Regions from separate parts of the Homo sapiens genome. Here all the other regions are linked to region 3. A link is a loop called in an ENCODE intact Hi-C map of the cell type or tissue named here. Cell type or tissue: endothelial cell of umbilical vein. All regions are shown on one strand. Region 1 overlaps LOC105374971 (a long non-coding RNA gene). Region 2 has its middle 170 kb from the start of LINC03005. Region 3 has its middle 44 kb from the start of HDGFL1. Region 4 overlaps CASC15 (cancer susceptibility 15).

Region 1 (5,000 bases), 140 kb after region 3:
TATAATTACCAATACCTTTCAGTCTCCCCCAAAGAACTCTCAAACTCAATTACTGTTTCCATTACTGATTTTTGCCCTCCTTATGTCTGAGGCTCTTAGTCACCATGGAGACTAGTTTTCTGCCAGATAAGAAAACTGACAAAGTAAACTAAGTTTCCATGGGCACCCAAAGAACAAGTGGGAAGAACTGTCATGACAATGTGACCGAACAACCCAGAGCACAGCAGGGAAGAGACGATCCTGAGTTCTTTGGCCAATTTCTCTTGGCAACTATACAAGTTAGTCCTGTGTGGCAAGCGGCTGAGCACTGTGATGGTTAATGGGTGTCACCCTCTACCTGAGAGTCCTGATGGGTGAAGAAAGGTTATCTATGGGGTGCTCTGCTCCTCACTCCCGTTTTTGGAGGTACTAAACCAAGTTACGTGAGGTCAGTATTGGGACTGTGCTCCTACACTGGGCCCCAGCCAACCAAACTAAACCAGAATGAAGTCACTCACGCTAAATACCACATAATTAAACTAAACTCTGAAACAGGCCAGTTTTCAAAAATTTTAAAAAATAAATAAAAATAAGCAAACAAACACAAAACCAGGAGATTGACAGCAATCAACCAGAAGAAACCTAGTTTACCTGAGCTGGCATATTAAGGAATTTCCCACTGCTGAAACCTATAAAGAAAGTCATTCTGGAATGATCAATCCACTTTTCATTCTTTGTCTCTGCCTTCTTCAACCTTTTTCTAACTGAAAGCCACTCTCCTCTGCTCAGCTCATTGCAACACACTCTCTATTGTATAGAATTCTGTTTTGTAGAATGAGGTGTTGCCCAATTTTTTTTTTTTTTTAATTTGAGACGGAGTCTCGCTCTGTCGCCCAGGCTGGAGTGCAGTGGCGCAATCTCGGCTCACTGCAAGCTCCGCCTCTGGGCTTCATGCCATTCTCCTGCCTCAGCCTCCCGAGTAGCTGGGACTACAGGCGCCCGCCACCACGCCTGGCTAATTTTTTGTATTTTTAGTAGAGACGGGGTTTCACCGTGTTAGCCAGGATTGTCTGGATCTCCTGACCTCATGATGCGCCCGCCTCAGCCTCCCAAAGTGCTGGGATTACAGGCGTGAGCCACCGCGCCTGGCCAATGTTGCCCAATCTTAGAATCACAACTACAAGCCAAATAGATTGTTCACCAATGAGAACACATGGACACAGGGAGGGGAACATAACACTCCGGGGCCTGTAGGGGGGTTGGGGGTAGGGGAGGGACAGCATTAGGAGAAATACCTAATGTAGATGACAGGTTGATGGGTGCAGCAAACCACCATGGCATGTGTATACCTACGAAACAAAACTGCACGTTCTGCACATGTACCCGAAAACTTAAAATATAATGAAAAAATAGATTGTTCAAGTAAATGTGCTGTAATTTTGTCTTTTGACTGAAGGAAAAACCTGACATATATCCTGACGATGTTGACAAAAGCCATAGGTCATGAGGGGCAAAATGACATAATTGTTGCTTATTTAAATTAGCTCATTTTTTAACTTTAACTTTTATTTTAAGTTCAGGGGCACATGTTCAGGTTTGTTATATAGATAAGCTTGTGCCATGGGGGTTTGTTGTACAGATTATTTTGTCACCCAGGTATTAAGCCTAGTAACCATTTGTTGTTTTTCCTGATCTTCTCCCTCCTCCCATCTTCCACCCTCTAGTAAGCCCCAGTGTGTGTTTTTCCCCTCTATGTGTCCATATGTTCTCATCATTTAGCTCCCACTTATAAGTGAGAACGTGCAGTGTTTTGTTTTTGGCTCCTGCATTAGTTTGCTAAGAATAATGGCTACCAGCTCCATCCATGTTCCTGGAAAGGATATGATCTCATTTTTTTTACGGCTGCATAGTATTCTATGGTGTATATGTACCACAAACTTAAGACATAGAGTAAAAGGAAGACAAGCCAACTTGAGGACTCAGGTCTTTGGGAACTAATTGTCGGTTTGCGTGGCACTGTCTCCGTTTACTTCAGTAGAGGATTTCTATGAAATATCATGAGCTTGGTTACCTCTTTTAGCATTTGGAAAATAATAAAGATGTATTATCACATTCTTTCATCCCCCTTTTAGTGGCCCAGAGCAAGATATCATGGAATTAAGGAATTCTATAAACTCATCTTCACAGTCTCTTTAGTGCAAAATAACATTGCCAGGACAAATGAGGATGCAAACAAGGAAGATTTAAAAGTGACAACACCTTTTGGTCAGAGAAGCCAGCATCTTAACAACCCAAGGCAGACAACAAGTGTTTAATGAAAGTTACAGAAATAGATGCAGGAAACAGACAGAGAGGGTGAGGAAGCAGCGCGGCGGAAAGTGGGATTTAGGACACAATGGGGAAGCCCTGGTGGAAGTTTCCAGCACATACACACCTGCTTAGGAGTCTGGGAGGCACTGGCGTGTGTCAGAGACAGGGGGAAGAAGCACATAAATAAGTGAAAATGAGAGCAGATTGGAAAAAGGCAGAGAGAGACTTTAACTCTACTACCCACTCAATTTGCCACAATTTCAGGAGTTCATGGTAATATCTAATACATAGAAATGTCAAAACGAAAGTAGAGATAGAAATAGAAATATGAAAAAAAGAAATAATATAAATTTTAAAAAATGAAACTGAAGATCCTATTTATTTTATTTTACTTTCTGGTGGCCAGAATTAAAACCAGGTGCAAAAATAACCAGTAGATTCTAGATCATGTTGGCATATTTTACACTCAGTGTATCATGTCGCCCCTATAATGTGAAAAACAGTTCAGGCAACAGGACACTGGAAAGGGGATCTAGAAGGTCATGAATCTCTATTTCTAAAGAACACTGCCCCAGGCAGCTTTACACCTCGCTCTGTGTTTTCTCCTCTTACAGTGAACTTAGCTGACCCTTGTCCTATCATGGAATATATATCTTTACTCGAATTATTTTAGAAAGTTTACAATAAGTTGAAATAATAACAATGATAGCCATGGAGGCTGCCAGGGCACCTAGTCAAAAACTACAATCATCTGGAGCTAGGAGGAGCCAAAGGGTGTGTTTGTTTTGGCTCAGGATCCAGCTGCAGGCTGCCTGAGTTTGCCAGCTACATTTCTGTCAACAGAGAGAAACTATTATAACAAAATCCATGTTGATCAGGAAGTGTGACCACAGTGAGGGACGCTGAGGAAGTGCTGTTTTTATAATGCATTCTGAAAATGTGTCCTGAGCCTGTTAGTGGCAATAGGAAAATTCCCCCTCTATCAATGCATTCACCTGCAAACCCCACAGGGGCAGAGACCGGGAAGATCTGCCTGTACAATAGGTTCTGCTGCGGGCTAAACTGATTATCCTCAGAGCTCTTTTAGAGTCTGGGTGTGGTTATCACTCCTTTTTTCCTACCTTCTTAGTTCTCTCTCTTATGTTTTAAGTCCTTTATTGCTGACTTACATTTCCCCTTTTCAATTCTCTCATTGGACTGTCCCTTGGTTTGAGGCTAGATGTGCAAAAATCCTTGTGTGTGAATATACTGATAAAGCTAAAGGAAGCGGGTCTCTCCCTGAGCCCTGTCAACCTTCCTCCTGCTTCTGGGACATTCCTTGACATCAGATTTTCCAGGCCCCTGGCCACCACAAATGCATGACCGCCTCACCTCCCACTTCCACTGCCACCCATGCCACTCTGGCCTGGGGAAGTCCCAGGGCAGGACCAAAAAGACGAGGTTGCCCTTGCTCTGGAGTTCATCCTGACATCAAAAGTCACGTCCACACAGGGTCAGCCTTGCTTTGACAACGTATACCCAGCACCATTTCAAATACTTTTCATGGGTTCTACTATCATCCTTCAACAACCCTGTGCTGTTGGTTATGTGATCTCTTTTACAGATGCAGAAACTGAAGCTCACAGTCTCTATACGACTTGCTCACATTTACATGGCCAATATTTGGCAGAGGTGGGATTTTGGTCTTTGAATCACATTCTGGCAGTGTAGGCATGTCTGTTCTTTAAAGCAGAGCTTCTCATACTTCATGATGCTCAGGAATCACCTAAGGACCTTGTTAAAATGCAGACTCTAATTCAATAGGCCTAAGTGAGGCCCCAGAATTTACATTTGTAACATGCTTCTAAGCAGTGGCCGTGTAGGCCTAGAGCCACACTTTGGATACCAAAGCTTTCAAGAAGCTTTACAAATTAAGCCCTAAGATGAGTAACCTGTGGGTGAGAAATGCTTATTAATTATTTGGGAAACTTTAGTATAAGTATATAGATGCAAAGACTACCGTGGGTTCTTTGGGAAAGTTTGTCACTCGCAGAAGTTTCACTGCGTGAGGCCACAGAAGGATGATATTTCTTTCTGGTTGTCTTGATACCAAAACTTGGTTCTGAGACAAAGACTGGAGCAGGGACCTAATAGTAGTTGTCTTACCAAAAAAAAACCCATCCTCATTAGCAGCCAATCCCTATTGCCTCCCTCCCCACAGCCTCTGCCAACCATTTATCTACTTTCTGTCTCTAGATTTGTCTATTCTGAACATTTCATACTAATGGAATCATACAATATGTATCCTTTTGTGCCTGGCTTCTTTTACTTTGCATAATGTATTCAAGGTTCATTCATGTTGTAGCATGTATCAGTACTTCATTCCTTTTCATCGCTGAGTAATATTTCATTGTATGAACATATTACATTTTGTTTATCTACTCAACAATCCTGCCACTCAAGAAGGATCGAAAAGAAAAGTTAAGAAATGTTGAAATAATGTGGATTGTTGTAATATTAAGTCAATAGACAGTTACCTACAAGAGGAAACAGAAACACTGGATTTGTTTGTTTGCAAAGAAGCAAGTGAACCTTAGCCATAAAGCATCCATTTAAAAGCGAGATATCTGGAGTCAGATTCCCTAGATTCAATTCACCAGTAATCAACTTGTTAAGTTGAAGAAACACTTAACTTTTCTTTGCTTCCGTTTTCTCATCTACAAATGGGGATG
Region 2 (5,000 bases), 270 kb before region 3:
TAATATGCAGTCAGCCTTGGGAACTACTGTTAAAAGTAGAACCAACCCTTAGCAAATAAAAGAATCGAGGAAGGCATGCTTTACAACAAAATATGACATATTTGCCAAATTCAAAATCTAAGTAGGTGTACTATAATTAGACGTGGAGATTGTGAAAGAGTATCATTGTTTCATGTAAAGATTATCCCAAAATACGAATTAAATATCCGCTAAAGATCTATGTGGTTGCTAAAAAAGCAGTGTATTTTTTATACCTTTCTTTTATGACCATTTCTATTAACGTCTATTTTACTAAGCCATCCTACATGTTTTGAACATCTTTATTCAACAAAAGCAATGTAGTTTGAAAAGATTTTTAAAAATGTGAGTTGAGGCTGGGCGCGGTGGCTCACGCCTGTAATCCGAGCACTTTGGGAGGCTGAGACAGGAGGATCATGAGGTCAGGAGATCGAGACCATACTGGCTAACATGGTGAAACCCTGTCTCTACTAAAAATACAAAAAAAAAAAATTAGCTGGGTGTGGTGGCAGGCGCCTGTAGTCCCAGCTACTCGGGAGGCTGAGGCAGGAGAATGGCGTGAACCAGGGAGGCGGAGCTTGCAGTGAGCCGAGATCACGCCACTGCACTCCAGCCTGGGCGACAGAGCGAGACTCCGTCTCAAAAAAAAAAAAAAAAAAAGAACGTGAGTTGAAATGTCTACTCCATCAAAGTACCCTCATTTGCAAGTTTAGTCAAACATTCTTCAGTATCTAATAATAAATAACAAGTAAGATGACCATGTCTGCATTATTTTTTCCCCAACAAAAATAGTCATCTTAATTATCCCTTATTATTGGACATTGTTGTTTTGGACCACACTACTAACATTTGCATCTGTCTTTTCTTACTGAAGCACATACTATACACACACACACACACACACACACACACACACACTCTCTCTCTCTCTCTCTCTCTCTAATACACATACTATCTTAGAAAAATGCTCTATAAAAACATAAACAGATTAATATAAGTTAAGATTAATTTGAAAATATGCTGTATACTTAATTTTTGTAAGCCTTTATCAGTGTCTTTATAATGAAATTTTTAAGCAATATACTTATTTTGCTGGGATTTTTTTCAAAACTGGTAAAAAGAACTGTTGAGATAAAATTTTAGGTATTTATTATGTTCATATAAGGAAACTCTGACTTGCTTTCATAGGCATAGATGTCACTCTCCTTTTCACTTAATTGATTTTCTATCTCCTAATAATTTTTTGTTTATCTAGTATCTGATTAATAACCAAAAACATCTGCACGTCTTCCTAATAGGAGGAATATGCGTAGCACAGATTGAGCTAGCAATGTTTGATGATTATGAGTATATATTTAGTTATCAGAGAGGTAAACCTGATCATTGCTATATTTTTTCAAAAGCATAAATTTCAGGTTTGAATATGCTCACAGAATACACATGCATATAAATTACATTAGTCAATGGGAGAAAGTTGGAAAAGGAATAAGGAAAGAAATCTTTAGTCTTATACTCAATTGGTGAACCTACCAACTCCATCACGTCTCAAGTCAGGTGGGCTTTGGAGGCCGATAGATTTATTATGCTTACAAAGCTGCAGGGAAAACTTTGGATAAGAAAACCTAAAAAGGTAAAAAGCAGCTGAAAGTATTGAAATATAAAGATTATTCAGTATTAAACCATCCGTAGTATTAAAGGTGGGAAGTACAAACAAATCTCACTGAAGCTAGCATACTAATGTGAGATTTATGCTGTTGATAACCATTTGCAATTAAGTATAATGTGCAAATACCATGGGATTATATGTTTCAGTTGTTAGAAATAGGAAAAAAAAAGGATTAGTTTTTGGCACTTCTTAAATTTAATAATAGCTGGTGTGCTGGAAAGAAAAATGAAAAAAAATCCTTTCTCTGGATTAGCAAAGAAAGAGCTAATATCTGTCAGTGAATACCATTATGATTTTTATACATGTCTCTGGTTTGGCTTCATTCATCGATTGCACAGATATTACTTAAATAAGACTTCAAGAGAGAATGCGGATTTTTGAAACTGAGGATTGGTCTCCAATGTTGTGGTTGCCAAGTAGTGGATTAACAAGCTGTCAGTGTGAAATCCATTCGTTTCTTCTTATCATTCAGGAAGCAGACATCCTGTCACTCTCTACCGGCTTCGTAACTTTCACAGGAAGGTAGAGGCATCACAGTGGCGGCTCCAGGTTTTATTTATATGGAACAATATTCTGATCATGATGTTTGACCTTTCCTATCAAATACCTTTGTTATCTTAATCAGTGTGTCATTGCCACATTCATGTGTTTTTGTTTTTATACAATATTATTAATTTGAACCATATGAAACTGCCATTTTGTAGTTCCAAAATGATCACGTATTCACAATGTCACCATTTCATATGGTTCAGCCTACTATTGATTTACTTATGGAAGAGTGAAGGAGCAGGGATAATTTTATAGCAAGTAGCAAAGAAAAGAGGAGAAATGCAAGTACCAAAGCAAAGAGGAGAAGAGTGTGTGTGTGTGTGTGTGTGTGTACTGAGAGTCTAATATGTGTTAGGCACATCTTATGCACCAGATATACAGCAAGAAACCAGATTAAGCCTCTGTTCTCATGGGGGTTACAGGTCTGCAGGGAAAATGGATAATAAAGTAGTGTACGAGAGAATTCCAGATGAGTTCTATGAAAAACATGTTATTCAGGGAAAGAGAACATAAAGAGACTTGGCAGGAGGTGTTGCAGGTAGGAGAGGGACAACTCTTTTAGACAGGGTGGACACAGAAGACCTCCTTCAGGATATGAGAGTTGAACAGAAATTTGAAAACAAAGAGAATATATCTCACAAAGAACTGAGAAAGCCGTGTTCTACAGTAATGGGCTAGCAAGTGTAAAGGCCATGAGGTGGAAAGGCACTGGACTGACTTAAAGAGGAACACGGTGGCCAGAGTGGCTTGAGCAAGTGATGGAAAGGGAGGGTGGTAACAGACAAGGTCATAAAATCAGGTGGGGCCAGATCTGGAGGGGTGGTAGCCTTAGCCAGCCTTGGGATTTTATAGGAAAGTGATGGAAAGTCACTGAAAAGTTTTGAGCAGAGGAGCACAATGATATTTTAAAAAGATTACTCTGGCTTCTATGTGGATAATTTCCTAAAAGGGAAAAAGAACAGAAGCAAGAAGTCCAGCTGCAAAGTCACTGAGATTGTCCTGTGAGAGACAGCTCAGCTTTGACATGGGCCTTAGGAGTGGACGTGCTGAGAAGCAGCAACAGGACCAGCTTCAATGGCATCCGGTGTGTGACCTGCACAGTCCCACAGGGTCCTGCACTCAGAGGGGCCCCCTGGATTAACGCTGTCCTGTTGCCATCTTGGAATTATTCATAAGTTTTGAACTGGGGGCCCTATATTTTCATTTTGCGCTAGACCCCACAAATTATCTCACCAGTCCTAAGAGGAAACGTTGTGTTTCCTCTTTGTTTAGATTTCTGTTCAACTTTCCCCTCCTGAAAGAAGCCTGGTCTGGCCACCCTGCCTAAAAGAGCCAAGGCATTCCGGCATTTAGAGGTAAAGAATAGGAGGAAGGGTCAGGAAATGAGATTGTGAGGAGCAGTCAGTAAAGGTCGAATGCCAACATGAAAAGTGTGTTATGCATGAAACAAAAAATTAAAAAAATTAAAAGGTAATTCATGAAAGGAGGGAAGTGGTCAACTTTGCCAAATGCTGCTGAAAGGTCAGATAAGGTGCAGACTTAGAATTAACCCCTAGATTATTTTTGAATGATAATCAGTTATCATAGCTGTTTATGGGGTAAATGTCCACAGCCTTTTTTTTCACTAAGGTAAAATTTACATAAAGTAAAATACTCTTTCTGGCTTAAAGTTCTGCAAGTTTTCAGAAACATACACAGTTGTATTATCACCACCATAATCATCACATAGAACTTTTATCAGGACTCAAATATCCTGTGGCTTTTTGTAGCCAACACCTTCCCCATAGCTAGCGACAGATCTGTTTTCTGCCTCTGTAGTTTCACAATATGTCCTATAAATGGAATCATTCAGCATGTGGCCATTTGAATCTGACTGTTTTTACTTAGTATAAAGCCTTTGAGACTCATCTTCTTATTACACATATCAGTAATTCCTTTGTATTTACTGATGAGTAGCATTGCAGTGTATAGATGGACCACAATTTGTTTCTTCATTCCGCTACTGATGATTCTTTCAGTTTTGAAAGTGACAAATGAATTCACAATAAATATTCACATAGAAATTTTTGTTTGAACATAGGTTTTCATTTCACTTGAGTAAATACTTAGCTCCTGGGTCATATGATAATTGTATGTTTAATTTTATGAAAAAAAAAAAACCTGAATGTTAAAACTGCTTTTCAAAGTTGTTAAACCATTTTTTATGACTACCAGCAATATAAGTGAATTCTAGTTGCTATATAGGTTTTTTTCTTTTAGTTTTAGCCATCCTAAAAGATGGCATATCATTGTCGTTTTAATTTCCATTTCCCTAATGACTAATGATACTGAGCATCTTTTCATGTACTTATCTTCCAACTCTATTATCTTCTTTGGTGGATTATCCATTCACATCGTTTATCCATTTTTTTCATTGAATTTGTTGTTCCCTTATTAGTGAGATATGAATATTCTGTATGTATTCTGTCCACCAGACTTTTATCAGTTATCTACTTTGCAAATATTTTCTCAGAGTCTGTGGCTTTTCTTTTTATTCTCTTACTAATGTTCTTCAAAGAGCAGAGGTTTCTAAGTTTGATTAAGCCCAAAATATCATTTTTTCTTTCATAAATCCTGCTTCTGCTGTCACAATTAAGAAATCTTTGCTTAACTAACACACGTTTAAAAATTTTTCCTAATGTTCTTCCAGAAATTTTATAGTTTTAGATTTTATACCTATGACCATGGGATTTTGTAAGATAGAAGTCATCGGTGACTTTTTTGAGTA
Region 3 (5,000 bases):
GTGTAACCAATCCCCAAAACTCTTTTCATTTTGCAAACTTGAAACTCTGTACTCATTAAACAATTCTCTCCTCCTTCCTTTTCTCAGCCTCTAGAAACCATCATGCTACTTTCTGTCCTTCCAATTCAAATGTCAGTCTGTAATTTTAACAAATTTACCATTATTGGCTTATTGTGTAGAAGCCTTGTTTCCTTACATTTTTTACAGCAAAAAACAAATACAATAAATACAATAATTTATCAGCTTTTAAAATTATAAATGATTTCAAAAAATATCCTTCTGCTCCTTCTCTAGTGCTAGTGTCTGTGTTTTGTGTTATACAATCACTTCATACAGTACTTACTTGTTTTGAAAAGAGATTGCCTCATCCTTGAAACAAATGGATTATTCTGTTTTAGTATTATTCAGTTTTATCTGAATCTAATTAGAATCATCCTTTCAAATCTTAAGATATAGGAGGTATCACTGTTCACACCGGTCAACTTTCTGGTACCGTGTTGTCTTTAATTTAGTATCTGTTGGTCTGAGAAACAATCTCATGGTGTTATGACTAGATTACCTTGTCTAGACATAAGGGAAGAATCTTATTCTGTCTAGTCTGAAGTTCTCTGTATTTCTTGCATTGCAGAAAAATCCCAAATAGTGAAGAAAATCTAAAATATTACTCACATCCATTTTGACCTCATTAGCATTTCATTACTGAGGAATATTGGGGTGGAGAGATGCATTAGAGATTGAAGCAGGGCCAAGGGGTGAAACAGTGTATTTGGATTAAATAGAGGTGGGCTTTTACAAAGCAGAAAGGTGGGTTTGTGCCTCCATGAGTATGCGTAGATGGAAATCCCCTACCTCATTAACCCATGTGCCTTTCTCACTCTGCCTCCAGGCTAAGTTTTCCTTAGTTGACTCTCCAACTTTTTCCTGACACATTTTTGACCCACATTTCTAGTTTCCACTGTTGAAACTGTATCTCTTTCCCTATTTTCATGAGCATTATAATGGAAAAATTGCAGAGGCTGAGTCAGACACTGCTGATCACCAACAATGTAGCCAGAATATCCTCTTTCATATTTAAAGAAGACGAAGCTGGTAATGCTTTCCCCCTCAACACCACATGCTCCATTCTGACCTAAAATCCAGTATAGGCTACCAGTCTTTTTAAAACTGCACACATAGACAAAGTATCTTTTGCCGATAACTGCAGATGGTCTTTGGAGACCCAATTCCTCTTTCCTACTACCATTGTCTTTACCGTTGTCTTTTCTTAGAAGTATCTTGGCAGGAGAAAATATACATAAATTGTGCAAATTGCCAACATTATATTGAGATGCTATTTGCAAGGATTTCTTTCTCAAATATATTCATTTTTTAACATCTTCAAATCAAGTTTAATTCTGATATGGTAAGTTTAAATTATGGAAGTATTTTTTATGGTCAGGGTTGAATGACTTTCAGCTTTTCAAATTCTATTTCATGTCCATAATACATGTTAGTTTAATGAATGGCCTTTGTGGAAGTGACAATAGCTAAATTATAAAATCTGTCAAAAATCCATTTTACTATGGTCTAGTTCTTTATTATTTGGTACAGGAAGGAAAGAACAAGTAGAAATAGAAAAGCATATAGTGTGAAATTCAGGCAAAAAATCATGGGCTAAAGCTTGAAATTAAAATCTCAACTACAGCTTAGCTGAAGAAAACAAAAACAATCTGCATCTAGAATGGGAGTGTGGGGTGTGTGTGTGTGTGTGTGTGTGTGTGTGTGTTCACTATGGCACATGGACATTCTATGAATTAGCTCATTGGCTATGACTGCTGTGTTTCTTATGGAAAGAATGGATGACTTGTTAGCATGATCTCATCCATCCTCCGGGAGCTGGAGGTTGTTTATGTGTAGAGGGAATTAACAATAATAATTCTGAAGAGAGGAAGTGTTTTGGAATGTCTAGAGTCAGCTGCCTAGATTCTATTTCTGGACCCATCAGTTTTTTGTTAGGAGGCTTTAGACAGGTCATATTTCCTTAGGACCGTTGTTTCAGTATCTGTTTGATTGGCATACGAATAGCTTCCATTTTATTACTTCATGGATATTTTGTGAGTTTTAATAACTTTAGGTAACACAACCTGCAAAATGGCTCTGAAATCTTTGGAGAACCTCCAGAACAAAGGAGGAAGTGTTACTTCTCTGGAGAAAATGTAATATCTTTTCATAGCAAGTGTTGTATGGTCTTTTTTTTAATGAAAATTCTCAAGATTGCCAAGCATATTCTATAAACTTTCTCTTCAGAATTGCCACTTTGCAGCTTCTCACCAGGAGCTATATGAGTTTCACATTACCTCAGGATTAGATATGTTGTTTGACACATTTTCTTATTATTTTTCAAAAGGGAAAAATCACAGTAAATTTAGGAGTCACTAGGTGACAGAAATTTCAGGACTGTTTTTGGAGTAACAGTTGTTCTTCATATTAAACATGCATCTGTGAGGACAAGTCCATTCCTCCTGGAGGGATGCCCTGGGCAGGCAAGTGTGTAGAAGCAGGTCATAACATTGTTTATCTGATTGGGACCAGAGACAAAGCACATAGGTGTTTGAGACTCAGCTCTAGGGAAAATGACTAAACAAATGGGTTTGCAAGAATCTCGAGACCAAGTAGGAACATTCATCTCTGCCAATTAATAAGAAAAACTTAAATTTTCAGCACACTTTACAGTCTAAAACAGCACATTCATGTATGTAGTTTCACAAAAACTGTGCAGAGCAATGTATTGTTTCAACATGAGAAAACTGAAAATTGGAGTTATTAATACTAATTGATTTGTCCAAGGTTGCACAGCTAGAGAGTTAGTACTCTAAGCCTGGTATTTTGATTCTTCACCTGGTGATTTATGCTGTACTCTTGATTCTATACATAGGAGGGAAAGGGGAACTCTTACATTTCATCCTTCCTACCTGCCTTCCTGCAAACTTTTATTCTCTACTTACTGCCAGTTGAGAGTCACTGACATAGTCAGCCATCATTACTGTGGAATGGGTTTCCTTCAGATGTTTGAGGGCAGAAAATAACTTGGCGATCACAGAATATAGCTTTTTTTGCGGGTGTTTTTCTTTCCTTTTTATGTAAATGTTGACACTATATCATGAACATGAAATACGTTTCTTCATTTTCTCAAGCAATGACTCTATAGTATACTCAGAAACTTGTGACCTTGTTTATCCTTACTCAGAATAGAAGTTTGGCTGCTGTTTTATGCCCTGATAACAGCACTAGCCACCTCCACTCCCTCTATCTAAAACTAACATTTCCCAGGCCTAATTCCCTTCACTGCTAGTGCTCTAAGTTTTTTTTTACTAACGTACATTCTAACTGAAAACACATGACACTGGAGAGATTAAAACCCCTCCAATACATAACCGAAGAAACATTTCATAACTTGACTTTTCTCTGGACTATATTCCAATGAGATTTTCATGTGGTGCAGATGTTGAGCTTCACATTGGCATCTATGTTTTGGCATAAACTTGAAGAGAGAAATAAAACGAGCTTGTTTTCTTGTGAAAATCTCATATCAGCCCTCGGAGAAAGGAACAGGGAACTGTTTCAAGAAAGACATACCTTAATTTTGTTGCAAATCCTTTTCTGCCTTCCAGCCTTCAATATCAATATGTCACACTAAATTATTTCATTAAGTACTTCATCTCCTTTGTAACCTGCTTGTCTTTGAGGACAAACTTCAGAGCTGCCATGTACACATCTGCAATATTTCTACTCAAAGGACACATGCTGACTCTTAACTGGAAAGCGATGTGCATTCTTTTCTTCTTCCCTTCATAAATATATATTGCAATTGCCACTGTTATTTAAAAAATTATCCTTTGGTCCTTAGTGATCTACCATGCTCTACTCTCCCTTCATTCTTAAGCTGACCTTGCTCTCTCAAAAAGACAAGAAGACAACCTTAAGTGACAACGAGACAAATTTCATTTTGTTGGGAACTGCCTTTTCAATTATTTCTCTCTTCTCGATTTCTCCTTGCTGACCTGGTCCAAGCTGTTACTTTGACAGGGGTCCCTAACCTCCAAATTAAAATATGCAAATTGTTATGCTTCCTGCACTAGGGCCGGTATAGTCTATGCATTGTAATTGCAAAAGATTGTTCTGTTCCATTTTACACCAGAAGAATATAGTTACCTACGTCTGCCATTTCCTATTATGAGAAAAATAATACCTTGCAGACTGATACATTATAAGCAATACATTTATGCATTAGTATATTTCTACTTCGAAAACGAAAGATTATTATTTTTCATGACCCACATTCTGCCACAAGGAAAATATATCCAGGTATATCCAAATAGTCTCAAAGACTTGTGTATATATTTTACATGTTTCTATATTGGGACTTAGTCTAATTTAATTTGAAACATCACTGAATTTTTAAGTACTTAATTTTTATGTAACAGACTTGAAATATGGAACATTTACTAGTCAATGAATTTTTCTTCCTATCTCTCTTCTAGTACATTTTTGGAGATTGGATGCTTTCCCTAGTCACCTGATCAATCCGTACTGTTCCAGGCTGATAGGCAAGGCATTTTCAAGATCATCATACGTATTCTTTATCTCTGTGTACAAACAGAATATTTTCCCATTATTTTTAAAAGTTATCTTTCTCAACCCCATAAAAAAATTGACTTTATAAATATCCATTGTGTTGGGCCGGGCGCGGTGGCTCACGCTTGTAATCCCAACACTTTGGGAGGCTGAAGCGGGTGGATCACTTGAGGCCAGGAGTTCGTGACCAGCCTGGCCAACATGGAGAAACCCCATCTCTACTAAAATTACAAAAATTAGCCAGGTGCAGTGGCACACACCTGTAATCCCAGCTACTCGGGAGGCTGAGGTATGAGAATCACTTGAGCCCAGGAGGCAGAGGTTGCAGTGAGCCAAGATCGCACCACTGCACTCCAGCCTGGGTGACAGAGCGAGACTCTATCTCA
Region 4 (5,000 bases), 670 kb after region 3:
CAGAAGAATCGCTTAAACCTGGGAGGTGGAGGTTACAGTGAGCCAAGATCACGCCACTGCACTCCAGCCTGGGCAACAGAGCAAGACTCCGTCTCAAAAAAAAAAAAAAAAAATTTAACAACTAAAGTATATATCCGAAAAAGACTAGCACTGAACAAGATCTTAAGGGCCACCTGGGGGAAAAAACACTCTAATGTATCCAAAGAAATTGAGGTACAGAGGAATTGTCACTTGCCCAAGATCACAAAGCTAGGGCATAGAGGAGGCATGACCATATGACAGTAAACTATTAGTTCTAAGAAGTAGCAACCTTGCCTGCTAATGCATTGCTTTTCACATTGCATTCTCTGCCTCCACCACAGCTCCTGGAATATATCAAGGAATTAAGAAATATTGACTGAATAAACAAAGAATTAATGAAAAAAGCAAAAATGAGCCAGATCTCTTTCCCATCAAATATTGTGTGGACGAATACATTCACGGTTCAAAAAGAATATGCTATTTGTAATTTTCTTCTTGAGGTTGAATTGTGCATTTGATTCTTCAGACGCCACAATAAACTGCTGAACTAATGTGAGTGGCCTAAAGGAGGGGAAGTGCCACTCAAGGCAACTATGGTAATTCCGTCCTAAGGAATTATTTATGCATGATGAGAATCTGTCTGGAACATCAATGATGTCTTTATCTTCAACTACTACACACAGAGGACTCAGTCTGAGTGTGCTAATACTGTCTGCCCAGGTTTTCCCAGGACTTGCAAAATGTAAGCCTGATTGCTTAGAGAGGTTATGGCTTATTGCACATTATCTACACCCACTCATCCATCACTGTGAGACTTCGTGGTATACAAAGCAAGCTCCTCAAAGCAAGGGTTAGGATCTACTCTCTGATTATTCCTAGCTGTCGCCATATGTTGGCTTCCTGACAACAGACAGGACAGGTGCTGTCCCAGGAGACACTGCTGCAGAGAGAGGTTCCTACTTGACCACCATAACATCTGAAGTACCTAGCCCAGCTCCACAGTTGAAGGTCAAGTGGGAACAACCTGCATTCCTTCCACAGGTGTTGGCCTTTTAAAAGGAATGCAGACTTTGAGCTCCATTTATGTTTTCAAAATATTGCTTTTTCTTTGAACTAACATGGAATGTGTAACTTTATCCACAGACTGTGCAATTTTACAGCCACCCAATTTCTATGATATGACTCTTCAATATCTCAACTATTTTAAAAAATCCTTAGAGAATCCTACTATCAAGATCTAGAAAATAAAGTTTCTTCCTTTTTTCTTTGGAAAAGCTACATATAAATATGGGTGTGTGTGTGTGTGTGCCCCTTTATGCATATATGTATGTATTTTGTTGGTGTTTTTTGTTATTTGGGTCTTTTTTCTTAGGATGACAACCTTAATTAAAAGGGTCAGATTACTGAACAGCCACTTCTGACCCTCCTTTCTATGTCTGCAACACTGACTATTTAGCATAGGCCATTAAAGAACCAGAAATCATTCAGGGTAGGAAAAGGTCCTACTCCTTAATCACTTAGTCTTTAAAACAACACCAAATATGTTTGGATAATTTACAAAGATTCTACGAATTTTGCCAATGGCTGAAAAGCAATAAAAAAAAATTATGTTAATCAAATACATCAATTAAAACATTTAAAATATATGACCTCCAGAAATAAAGATTTTAGAGAACACCTCAGTTCTCTGGCTGTACTGATGTAACAGTCTTCTGGAACTATTAATAATACCTAACTCCCCCAAAATTTTGTAATACTGAAAAAAAACACAAACATAATAAACTTTTCATTTTATTTCACATATATATAATTTTCCAAGGTGAAATACACACACACATATACCTTTATAGAACTGAAATGCCAAATTCAAAACATCTACAAGATAAATTCAGACATCAGAAGGGGGTTTCCCACAATTACATTTGCAGTGCTATCAACAAAATCGGTTTATTTTAAGATTGCCTGCCCAATATATAAATTTCCCTTTGTGTTTGAAATACTTTTATCAGATAAGATAGCTTTTGTTTAAACTGCTATTTTCAGAATTTGCTTTGGGGGTTTTGAATGCACAGAGTGGAGTAACTTGAGATTTCCTATCCTGCTTTAAAATGTGTTTCTTCTGTCTGTTTGTATTTAGTAATTTCCTGTCAAATAACCTCACATAATTAACTTTCCTTGCTCCAACCTACTTCTTTTTTCCTATTCCTACTTCCTGAGGACAGTAATAAAATGCTGATTACATTCGGCTGTTATCTGCCTTTCCCTCCTTCTCCATCCCCCTTTCTCTCCCTTTGTGGAAGCCCCCACTCAGGTTTCAGCAGTTCATGGACAAAGAAAGACCTGGAACAGGAAGGGAAGCAAACCAGACTGCGGAAACTCTTGATCATCCATTCATCCATATTTACTGGGTAATGCTATTGCTGAGCCGGGCCCAGTAAGTAGTGGGAGATGTGCTCTGGTTTTTTTTTTTGTTGCTTTTTGTTTTTTTTTCTAAAATTCCACGAAATCCACAGACCAACTCCCCACTGCACTGTTCTGGTGCGTGTAGGAATGCCTCCCTTCTCCTTCCTGATCAAAGCTTGAGATGGCTGGGAAGAGAAGTCGTGCTAGGACAGGAAGAATGTCCACTAGCGTTTACAGAATTCCACTGACAGACAGAAATAGAAATTAAACCCTGCTATTTTTCATATAGCCTGCGTTACTTCTTGATAATTCATCTTTCTTTTCACACTAATTGTATACTTTGATCTAAATTAGGCAAGTAATTCACTAGCTGTATTACCTGGGCATTCCAAACACACACTTCCAAAGACATGGCATGGGGGAAAAAGCAAAAAATGTTGTGACTCTATTAAATATGAATTTATTTTGAGACAGGGTCTCACTCTGTTGCCCAGGCTGGAGTGCAATGGCATGGTCACAGCTCACTGCAGGCTTGACTTCCAGGGCTCAAGTGATCCTCCCACCTCAGCCTCCCGAGTAGCTGAGACTACAGGCACATGTCACCACGCCCAGCTGATTTCTTTTATCTTTTGTAGAAACAGTTTTATCATGTTGCTCAGGCCGGTCTCAAACTCCTGGGCTCAAGTAATCCTCCTGCCTCAGCCTCCTAAAGTGCTGGAATGACATGCATGCGCCACCACGCCTGGCCCAAATTTTAGTGTTAGAATCATACGTTCAGAACACAATGACTGATCATCTTCACATACATCAGGGTGCCCTAGCGCTATTGAAATGTTGGACCCAATAATTCTTTTTTGTGCAATGCTGTCCTATACATTGTAGGGTTTTGGTTGTGGTTTTACCCTAATACTATGAATATAGGACTCAATAATTCTTTGTTGTGGGGGGCTGCCCTGTTCAATGTCCTGTAGAATGTTTAGCTGTATCTATAGCCTCTACCCACTAGATGCTAGTTTTACCTTCACCTACCCCATTCATGACAACCAAAAATGTCTCTAGGCATTGACAAATGTCCCCTGGGTAAAAAAAAAAAATCACCCTCACTGAAAAGTGCTGATATACATTACACTCAGGGAAAAGAACCTGCTTCCTTACACACAAACCAAGTTGTAAAAAATCTAGCTACATCATCGTATGAAGAATTCAACCTTATAATTCCAGAAACGGCCTCTGTTCTGACCACTAAATATTTGAAGAAGTAAATGATGGTGACTTCATTTCATGAATATGCCTTGAGTTCACAAGTGGCAGACCCTGTTGTTCCAAACCTATTGCAAAGGGTAAAAGGGAAATCCCAAGGGACAAAAATTATAAACCTCATCATGGACCAGAAACAGACCACAAAGGCCAACTGGCAGGAGGAGCTAAGCCACAGGCTGCTGGAATCCAGAGCTATGAGCCAATGGTGCCTGGAGTTTGATACCTGATGGGCCCGTGGGTATAATTTACACCAAGCAGCTTCACTCCAGGGTGCATGCCTTAGAGAAACTCGTGAAGCACATCAGTTGGCATACACAAACAACAGTGTTCATAATGACACTGCTACTGATAGGAAAAATCTAAATGACCAAAAGTCTACTTATGGGAGAATGAGTAAATATATTGTAGTATATGCAAATGATGTAATATTATCCACAGCTGTAGTAGAAAAACTGCTGCTACCGGTAACACTAAGTCTTAGAAACATGATTCTGAATAAAGGGCAAGTCACAAGGTGACAGTATTTTTTATGAAGTTAAACATAAGCAAATCTTAAACCTATTACAGTTATTTTAAAAACCTACTGAAGCCGGGCGTGGTGGCTCACACCTGTAATCCCAGCACTTTGGGAGGCTGAGGCGGGTGGATCACAAGGTTAGGAGGTTGAGACCAGCCTGACCAACATGGTGAAACCCCGTCTCTACTAAAAAAAAAAATACGAAAATTAGCCAGGCACGGTGGCACGTGCCTGTAATCCCAGCTACTCAGGAGGCTGAGGCAGGAGAATTGCTTGAATCTGGGAGGCGGAGGTTGCAGTGAGCCGAGATTGTGCCACGGCACTCCAGCCTGGGTGACAGAGCAAGACTCTGTCTCAAAAAAAAAAAAAACCTATTGAAACCTATTTTTGAAAACCTAGTATGTATGTTTTTGAAGGCAAAAGAATGAGAAACACTATATTCAGACTAGTGGTTACCTCTGGGAAGGAAGTAGGAGGTTTTTATACATGTAGAGTGAACTCTATTGGAAATGTCTATGGTGAATTCACTTACTATTATGGTTCATAACATACCTACAGTTTGTAGGTGTATGTTCATGTGTGTGTATTTGTGCACCTTCATATGTATCAAATATTATATAACAATTTTATAATTTTTCTTCCAGGAAAAAGAAAAAAAGACCTAAGAAAAATGATGGTAAACTGAAAACAAAAGTAAATATTAAAGGATGTATTTCAATAAACTAAAAGGTGAAGCCAAAGAACAGTTATGGGATATAAGAAACCAGAAGCAAATAAATCAGTAAAATACCAGATGTCA

The links. Hi-C counts contacts between places; a loop is a spot of excess contacts. Peaks named below come from ENCODE experiments on the same cell type or tissue, not always from the same donor. Only the 100,000 strongest peaks of a DNase experiment are listed, where the experiment ranks them.
Region 1: a loop joins it to region 3, with 4 times the contacts of the local background. A loop is called at or near these places in 3 of 110 quality-filtered maps.
Region 2: it touches region 3 in a loop (8-fold over the local background); 2 of 110 quality-filtered maps call a loop at or near these places.
Region 4: it touches region 3 in a loop (5-fold over the local background); 2 of 110 quality-filtered maps call a loop at or near these places.

What each region holds. Positions count from the first base shown.
Region 1 is chr6:22,469,334-22,474,333 of GRCh38, reverse strand. All of the region lies in intron 4 of LOC105374971 (a long non-coding RNA gene), which reads right to left. Among named protein-coding and RNA genes, the nearest start is that of HDGFL1, 98 kb to the left of the region's middle. In endothelial cell of umbilical vein, no CTCF peak of the experiment used is centred here; DNase peaks (open chromatin) are centred at 2,383 and 3,093; H3K27ac peaks cover 1,332 bases.
Region 2 is chr6:22,881,817-22,886,816 of GRCh38, reverse strand. No RefSeq gene overlaps it. Among named protein-coding and RNA genes, the nearest start is that of LINC03005, 170 kb to the right of the region's middle. In endothelial cell of umbilical vein, no CTCF peak of the experiment used is centred here; DNase peaks (open chromatin) are centred at 2,216 and 3,556; H3K27ac peaks cover 3,788 bases.
Region 3 is chr6:22,610,755-22,615,754 of GRCh38, reverse strand. No RefSeq gene overlaps it. Among named protein-coding and RNA genes, the nearest start is that of HDGFL1, 44 kb to the right of the region's middle. In endothelial cell of umbilical vein, no CTCF peak of the experiment used is centred here; DNase peaks (open chromatin) are centred at 1,904 and 3,194; H3K27ac peaks cover 1,365 bases.
Region 4 is chr6:21,945,371-21,950,370 of GRCh38, reverse strand. The region is part of intron 5 of CASC15 (cancer susceptibility 15); the gene reads right to left. Among named protein-coding and RNA genes, the nearest start is that of NBAT1, 200 kb to the left of the region's middle. In endothelial cell of umbilical vein, no CTCF peak of the experiment used is centred here; a DNase peak (open chromatin) is centred at 2,310; H3K27ac peaks cover 1,437 bases.